2 separate regions of the Homo sapiens genome follow, and region 1 is linked to region 2. A link is a contact called in ENCODE Hi-C or POLR2A ChIA-PET data. All regions are on one chromosome and are shown on one strand. Each heading gives the region's core, a stretch centred on a gene start or an enhancer-like site at or near the end of the contact. The rest is flanking DNA. Distances are from core to core; before and after follow the strand shown.

The links. Hi-C counts contacts between places; a loop is a spot of excess contacts on that map. ChIA-PET counts read pairs that join two places held with the same protein, here RNA polymerase II (POLR2A). Pooled maps may share reads with other maps.
Region 1: a pooled map shows a loop between it and region 2 (2.2-fold over the local background). The contact joins the promoter of TAL2 here to the promoter of FKTN-AS1 in region 2. A Hi-C loop is called at or near these places in 2 of 50 pooled maps. POLR2A ChIA-PET finds 5 or more read pairs at or near these places in 2 of 52 experiments (activated CD4-positive, alpha-beta memory T cell and activated naive CD4-positive, alpha-beta T cell).

The regions. Positions count from the first base shown.
Region 1 is chr9:105,660,393-105,663,815 of GRCh38, reverse strand. It overlaps TAL2 (TAL bHLH transcription factor 2), which reads right to left and starts at 1,359. Exons shown (of 1, transcript NM_005421.3): 1 at 692-1,359. The coding sequence starts at 1,319. The coding sequence ends at 993. RefSeq lists an enhancer at 1,243-1,332.
Region 2 is chr9:105,556,944-105,560,478 of GRCh38, reverse strand. It overlaps FKTN-AS1 (FKTN antisense RNA 1), which reads left to right and starts at 2,173. Exons shown (of 3, transcript NR_184141.1): 1 at 2,173-2,709; 2 at 3,304-3,365. FKTN (fukutin) reads right to left here and starts at 2,348. Exons shown (of 11, transcript NM_001079802.2): 1 at 2,314-2,348. RefSeq lists enhancers at 2,088-2,277, 2,438-2,487.

The DNA of each region.
Region 1 (3,423 bases), core at 110-2,609, 100 kb before region 2:
CCACACCTTAGTGGGCGGGGGGCGGGGGGTGTCTTTTCTCCACAGATTTTTCCCGCAAGTCTCCCAGGTTGGTTTCTGCAGGGGTTATCTTTCTATTCATCAATCTTAAGATTTATTTTGTTCACCTTTGATCAAATGCATCTCATTTTTCAAAACCATCTTTAAAATCTGTTCTGAGGGAAGCATATGCTGCTACTCATTCATCTGAGATCCATTATGAGAAAACTTTTTTTGTTATTGTTGTTTTTGAGAGCGAGTCTTGCTCCGTTGCCCAGGCTGGAGTGCAGTGGCATGATCTTGGGTCACTGCAACCTCCCCCTCCCGGGTTCAAGCGATTCTCGTGCCTCAGCCTCCTGAGTATCTGGGATTACAGGTGCGCACTACCACACCTGGCTCATTTTTGTATTTGTAGTAGAGACGGAGTTTCACCATGTTGGCCAGGCTGGTCTCAAACTCCTGACCTCAGGTGATCTGCCCATCTCAGCCTCCCAAAGTGCTGGGATTACAGGCGTGAGCCACCGTGCCCGGCCCATCAATCTTAAGATTTATTTTGTTCACCCTTGATCAAATCTCATTTTTCAAAACAAACTTTAAAATATGTTCTGAAGGAAGCATATTCTACTTATTCATCTGAGATCCATTATGAGAAAACTTCTTTCTTATAACTGAAGACATTGAGTATAAACAGTGATTTTCAGCCTTTTTTTTTTTTTATTTAGAATTTTTTCTCCAAAAGTCTTATGCAGAACCTGGATTTAAAATAGGCAGAGGTAGGCCGCTCTACCTGACATCCCTGGGGGGTGGCGGCCCACAAGTGACATTCCTCATGGCTTCTTTCAGCTCCCTGCAGCTGTCTCTGAGCCACCTCCCAGGAAGCTAGAATTCATGCTTCACGAGTTATCATCAGGTCAACTCTGGAACATGCAAAAGTCTGTCCACAGGCAGTGATTTCTGGGCAAGTGCTGCCCTGGGAGATGACAGCCAGAGCCACACTAAGGAATGTGGTGGCTTGGACCAGGTGAAGGAACCTGGTAGTTCTCAAGCAGAGTTCTGTCCTCCAGGCCTGGCAGGTGGGGTCCTTGAGGGAAGAGCCCCAGAATGTTCCCCTGAGCAGCCACTCCCGTTTGTTGCAGGCTTTGCTCCCCCAAGACCTTGACCAAGAAGTTGATATACCTCATTGCCAGGCGAAGCGTTTCATTTTTGCTCAGCTTTTTGTCTGGAGGGTGAGTGGGGATGAGCTTCCTCAGCTTGGCAAAGGCGCTGTTGACATTCTGCTGCCTCCACCGCTCCCTGGTATTTGTGAAGATCTTCCTGGTCATGTTTGAGTTCCTGAGATGGAAAGAGAAAGGGCCCTCAGGGCCAATATCTTATAAGAGGCCTGATTGGTATCACATGTCCTGCCAAGAACCTGAGATGTTAGATTTTCTCGACTCAGAGCTTACGAGATTCATTTCCTCATTTTCAGGTTTTTAAAAAAGAAAACAACCCCACAGGGACACAAACATATGCCTCTCACCTTTCGAGGCATCAGTGACGCTATGAATTATGCATAATTTCTTTTTTTAACTTAAAAACAACAGGGGAAGGTAAGAACAACACCCTTCAGCTTTTTCTCTCTGGCTGTTTTGAAGCCTCCAGTTGAAAGATTGCTTTGTCCCAATACTCCTGTTTCTTCCTTTATAACCAACTCTTCCTAATTGTTCAGAATCAGGTACAATATTGATTGAGTTTATGTATAAATGCAACATATGTTTGGCCAATAGAAAGTTTGTTTTTTGTTTTTTGTTTTTTTCTTTTTTTGAGATGGAGTCTCACTCTGTCACCCAGACTGGAGTGCCATGGCACCATCTCAGCTCACTGCAACCTCCAGCTCCCGGGTTTGAGCGATTCTCCTGCCTCAGTCTCCGGAGTAGCTGGGACTATAGGCGCCTGCCACCACGCCTGGCTAGTTTTTATATTTTTAGTAGAGATGGGGTTTCACCATGTTGGCCAGCCTGGTCTTAAACTCCTGATCTCAGGTGATCCACCCGCCTCGGCCTCCCAAAGTGCTGGGATTGCAAGCGTGAGTCACGATGCCCGGCCACCAACAGAGAGTTGAATATGAATCAACAATGTATTATCAGAATGAAGTAAAAAAAGAAAATGATTGTAGGTTTCGTTAATAAAATAAAATTTGGAATAGAGAAGACAATACAGCTCTCTTGTTAGCTGGCAGACCTCACCTGGAGGATTCAGCCCCTCTCTGTAAGAACTAAAATATCCAGACTGGACTATATTTAGAGGAGCAGGAACAGAATGATGAAGGGTCTTGAAACCCTGGTGTATGAAGAACAGAAGTGGGGGTATTTAGTCTCGCAAAAATGAAAAGACAAGGGGCAGGTGGGAGTGGTGATTTGGCGTGGATTCTGTAGAAGATACTTGGGCCTCTTTGGGGCTGCATTGGATGACCTTTCCAAGTCTAGGAGAGTGGTTTATCATCACATACTGCCGAGCATTATGCAGGCATTTTTCACTCTTAGAGGCAAGAGTCCCTTTTTTCAAGTGGCTTGGATTAACATGTGCTAATAGGAACACTTGGGAGGCACTGGCAAACAAGCCCAAGTCTAGCCCCAGGCAGTTTGATGTTCTTGGCTTACTGCTATTGGTCTGCTGCCTGCTCCACGCTCAGCTCCTCTGGGCACTGGGCCCTTTCTAGTTCCTCCGAAGACTCATGAATATTCCCAACTCTACACTTTCGCACATTGTCATTTTCTGTTCCTTGAATTTCCTCCCCACTCTCTACTTACCTATTTCTTTAAACAGCAGGTGAGATCTTCCCTTTCCAAGCCCTGACTCTACAGGAGTCTTCACGTAACTCAGCCATCAGTGGAACCATATGCATGGTGGTCAAGAGCACAGGCTCCAAGGCCAGAACCCCGGTTTGGCTGTTGGTTATACTCACCCTAGCTGTGTGACGAGCAATCTACTTAACCTCTCTGTGTTTCAAATGCCTCATAAGTAAAGATCAGTACAGGAGTACTGCATCATTGTGAGGACACATGAAATGATACACATAAAGCACCTTAGCTCAGTGTCTAGTGCATATTAAAGGCTCAATAAATATTTAATGATTGGCGGGACTCAGTGGCTCACACCCGTAATCCCAGCGCTTTGGGAGGCCAAGTCGGGGGGGGGGGGGGTGGCAGATCACCTGAGGTCAGGAGTTCACGACCAGCCTGGCCAACACGGTGAAATTCCATCTCTACTAAAAATGCAAAAATTAGCAGGGCGTGGTGGCGCACGCCTGTAGTCAGAGCCAATCAGGAGGTTGAGACAGAAGAATCACTTGAACCCAGGAGGTGGAGGTTGCAGTGAGTCGAGATCGCGTCATTGCACTCCAGCCTGGGCGACAGAGCGAGACTGTCTCAAAAAAAAAAAGAAAAT
Region 2 (3,535 bases), core at 924-3,423:
CTAGGAGAAACAGATGATGGGTAGTGGTAGTGGCTTAATAACGGCCATATTTGCTAAACAGGATCTAGATTCTTGTCACTTAAAAGTATGGTCCTAAGAACATCAGTATCACATTGGAGCTTGTTAGTAATACAGAATTTTCAGCCCCCACCTACTGATTCATAATCTACATTTTAATAAAATCCTCAGATGATTCATATGTACATTAAAATTTGAAAAGCACTGATGTAGATGCTAAGGGCTTTACATGCAGGGAGGATAAGAACAATGTCTACCTTGCTCGTCGTTATATCCCTAGAACCAGCAGTGCTTGAAACATATAAATATTTGTTGAATAAATAAATATGTAAATGATACCACTTCTGGGTAGACAATTAGGCAGTGGAGATTATATCTATTTGAATTATTTATTTTCTGCCAGAATTCCCAGAAGTAGGTGCTTATTATTTGCTGTAAATGCTGTTAAATTAGCTTAATAACAACACTGGGCCCCTGAGAATCTACAACTATATGTAACTTTTTTAAAAAGAACTCCTTCCTTGCTCTTAGCTCTGAGATCCACATGCCTCCTTCAATAATTTCTCCAACCTCCTCTCTGTGGGTATGGCCTATAGTTACTCTCTCTACAATCTCTCCCTGAAACCAAATCCATTCTCAAGATTTTAACTACCACCTGTGAGAGAAAACACTATTTAAATTACAGTCCATGCACTCTATCTGCCTATATTTTCAACTCTATTTCCTGCACCTCACCTCAAATTTAACATGTTCAAAATTAACTTTTTTTTTTTTTTGAGACAGAGTTTCGCTCTTGTTGCCCAGGCCGGAGTGCAGTGGCCTGATCTTGGCTCACTGCAACCTCTGCCTCCCAAGTTCAAGCGATTCTCCTGCCTCAGCCTCAGGAGTAGCTGGGATTACAGGCGCCCGCCACCACACCCGGCTAATTTGTTGTATTTTTAGTAGAGATAGGGTTTCACCATGTTGGCCAGGCTGGTTTCGAACTCCTTGGCCTCAGGTGATCCACCCGCCTCAGCCTCCCAAAGTGCTGGGATTACAGGCGTGAGCCACCGCGTCCAGCCCCAAAATTAACAATTTTATTCTCTGTCAACTATCGTCCTCTCCCAGTCCAGAAGAAAGTAACTAGCTCTCCATCCTCACAGTCTCTAGTTTTACAGGCTTTAGAGAAGAGAGATCAGCTGGCCCAACATCACCTTATGGAGAATAGGCTCTAGAAGAATTAAATGACAGCCAAGAGGCTAGTTATTGGCAACCTCAGCACTCTACGATCTAAATCACTTTATTCCCAGTACACTATTGCATGCTGGAATTCAACAGAATTCCCATTTTTGCCAACAGCACTTAAACTTACTTTTTAGAAACGCAGGTTAAAAATATCATCACCCAGATCCAAGAAATCAAGTCCTGCGTATTGTTCTTTCGGCATTTCCCCGGTTCCTTTCTTCTTCCTTGTCAGAACACCCTGCACTTCCTTTCCACTAAGAGTTCTTTCACCGTTCAATGCCAGCCTTCCCAAATCCTCTACCCTCACTAAACTTATGTCCACAAATAGAATCGCTAAAATATAAATGCTTATTCCTGCATTTGATATCTTTGTCCATGGCCCAACAGAGATGGTTTCCAATCGTTCAAACCCTATTTATCCTCAGAGTCTAGCTCAAACACAGCCTTTTCTACTGGGCTTCCATCTGCCCAATTTCTAATATACTGCTCTATCATTCACTTTGTCATTTGTTCACAGCTTGATTTTTACCGACTGGAAACGTGCTATCTTCAAAAGCATAAAGAATCTGATATATCATCTAGGTCCTTTTTTTTTTTTTTCCACATCTGACAAAACTGAAGCCAAGAGAAATGTGGCTTACCTCATGTTAAATGAGAAATTGTAAATTTCAGGCCGGGCGCGGTGGCTCACGGCTGTAATCTCAGCACTTTGAGAGGCCAACGCGGGCGGATAACCTGAGGTCAGGGGTCACTACCCTAACCCGGCTACTACAAGAGTCTCGATCGTCCTCCAACCTTTCATCTGTCCCAGGATTAAGATTTCACCTGATGACACGCCCAGAAGTGCGGGAAGGACTGGCCAAGTGGAAGTCTACCACGCGATGCTCGTGGACTGACTGAGGAGTACCCAGCCCGGAGCGCGCTCAGCCTGTGGCCGGCCTCCTCACCAAGGGGTAGGCAGGTGCCCAGAATGCTGGAGGATGCCCGGTAAGGGCACCCGAGTCGCCAGCGGTACCTGTCTGAAGGCGCCCACCCATCCCCGGGTACCGACCTGAGCCTCCCGTACCTTACCTCACTCAACAGCAGGCTGCAGCCGCTCCGCTTTACGGCACTCACAGCAACCGCCGCAAAAGCCGCCGTCAAGTGCTGAGCGGCGGAGGCTGGCTTGGTTCCTGCTGGGACGTTCCCACGGTCCAGCCCCAGCCTCGGCTTTCCTGTGACTCTTGTCGCATCCTCACCGCCAGAAGTTCACTGAGCCCTGGCGATTCCTCGCTTTTATAATCTAGCCACTTAGCCAAAGCCCTTTTTTATCTCTTGCCTAATTGACAACTACAGCAGCGCACTGAGGCAATCTGAGAGTTTAAGTTCTGAAACGCTTTCGACAGCGGAAGATGAACTGGAGGCAGCAGCTGAGCCGTTTTCCAAGCCCGTTAAATGTGAACTTCTGATAAACGAGTGGTTTTTTTAGTGCGTGTGCTTTGCTAGAGGGATTCAGCATAACTCCCTGAAGTTTGGTTTGGATACAATTAGTAGAGCTAGGGGATAGAGTGGAAAATAGCAGCTGCGTTCACTATTCCTCATGAAGTTGAGGTGCCTTTATGACATTCAAGATTTAGCGACCTGTTGCCCTCCAGTTTAAGGCTGGATACAATTTTGTACCTGATTAACTTTTTTCTTTTCTTTTTTTGTAGAGACGTTGGGGGCTAGCAGGGCGGGGTGTGGCGGGGGTGGGGGGGAGGGCGTCCTCACCATCTTGCCCAGGCTGGTCTCGAACTCTTGGCCTCAAGCGATCCTCTCACTTTGGTTCTTTTAACGGTGTAATCCAAAAGGTGGTTGTTAAGGCTCAGATATTAATCTTCTTATAAATTTTTGAAAACCATAATTCACTAAACCAGTTACTGTAATTATAATTTATTTCTACAAAACGGAAAATACTCCCATCATATATTTGTTTTCTAAGCTTTGTTTTTAATTCTATCAGTACAGAAAGAAAAGGAAGAAAAAATCTTCCTCACTTCCTACAGGTTATGACATTTACCAACTTTTTGTTTTTCCTTCCAGAAATTTCCTATGCACATACAAGCTTACTGTTGAAGTCCTCTCATCCAATGCACTCAGAACGGGTAGGTACTCAGTAGGTTAATAAAAAAAAGTGGAAGGTTACACCAAGAGGAAGTAAGTTATCAAAGCTTAATGGCATCATTAACACAGGTGCTAACGTGATGGGACATGGGAAAACTTGAGCATCACATACTTGCTATTGATTGAAACACATCAAATATAAAAATTCTTG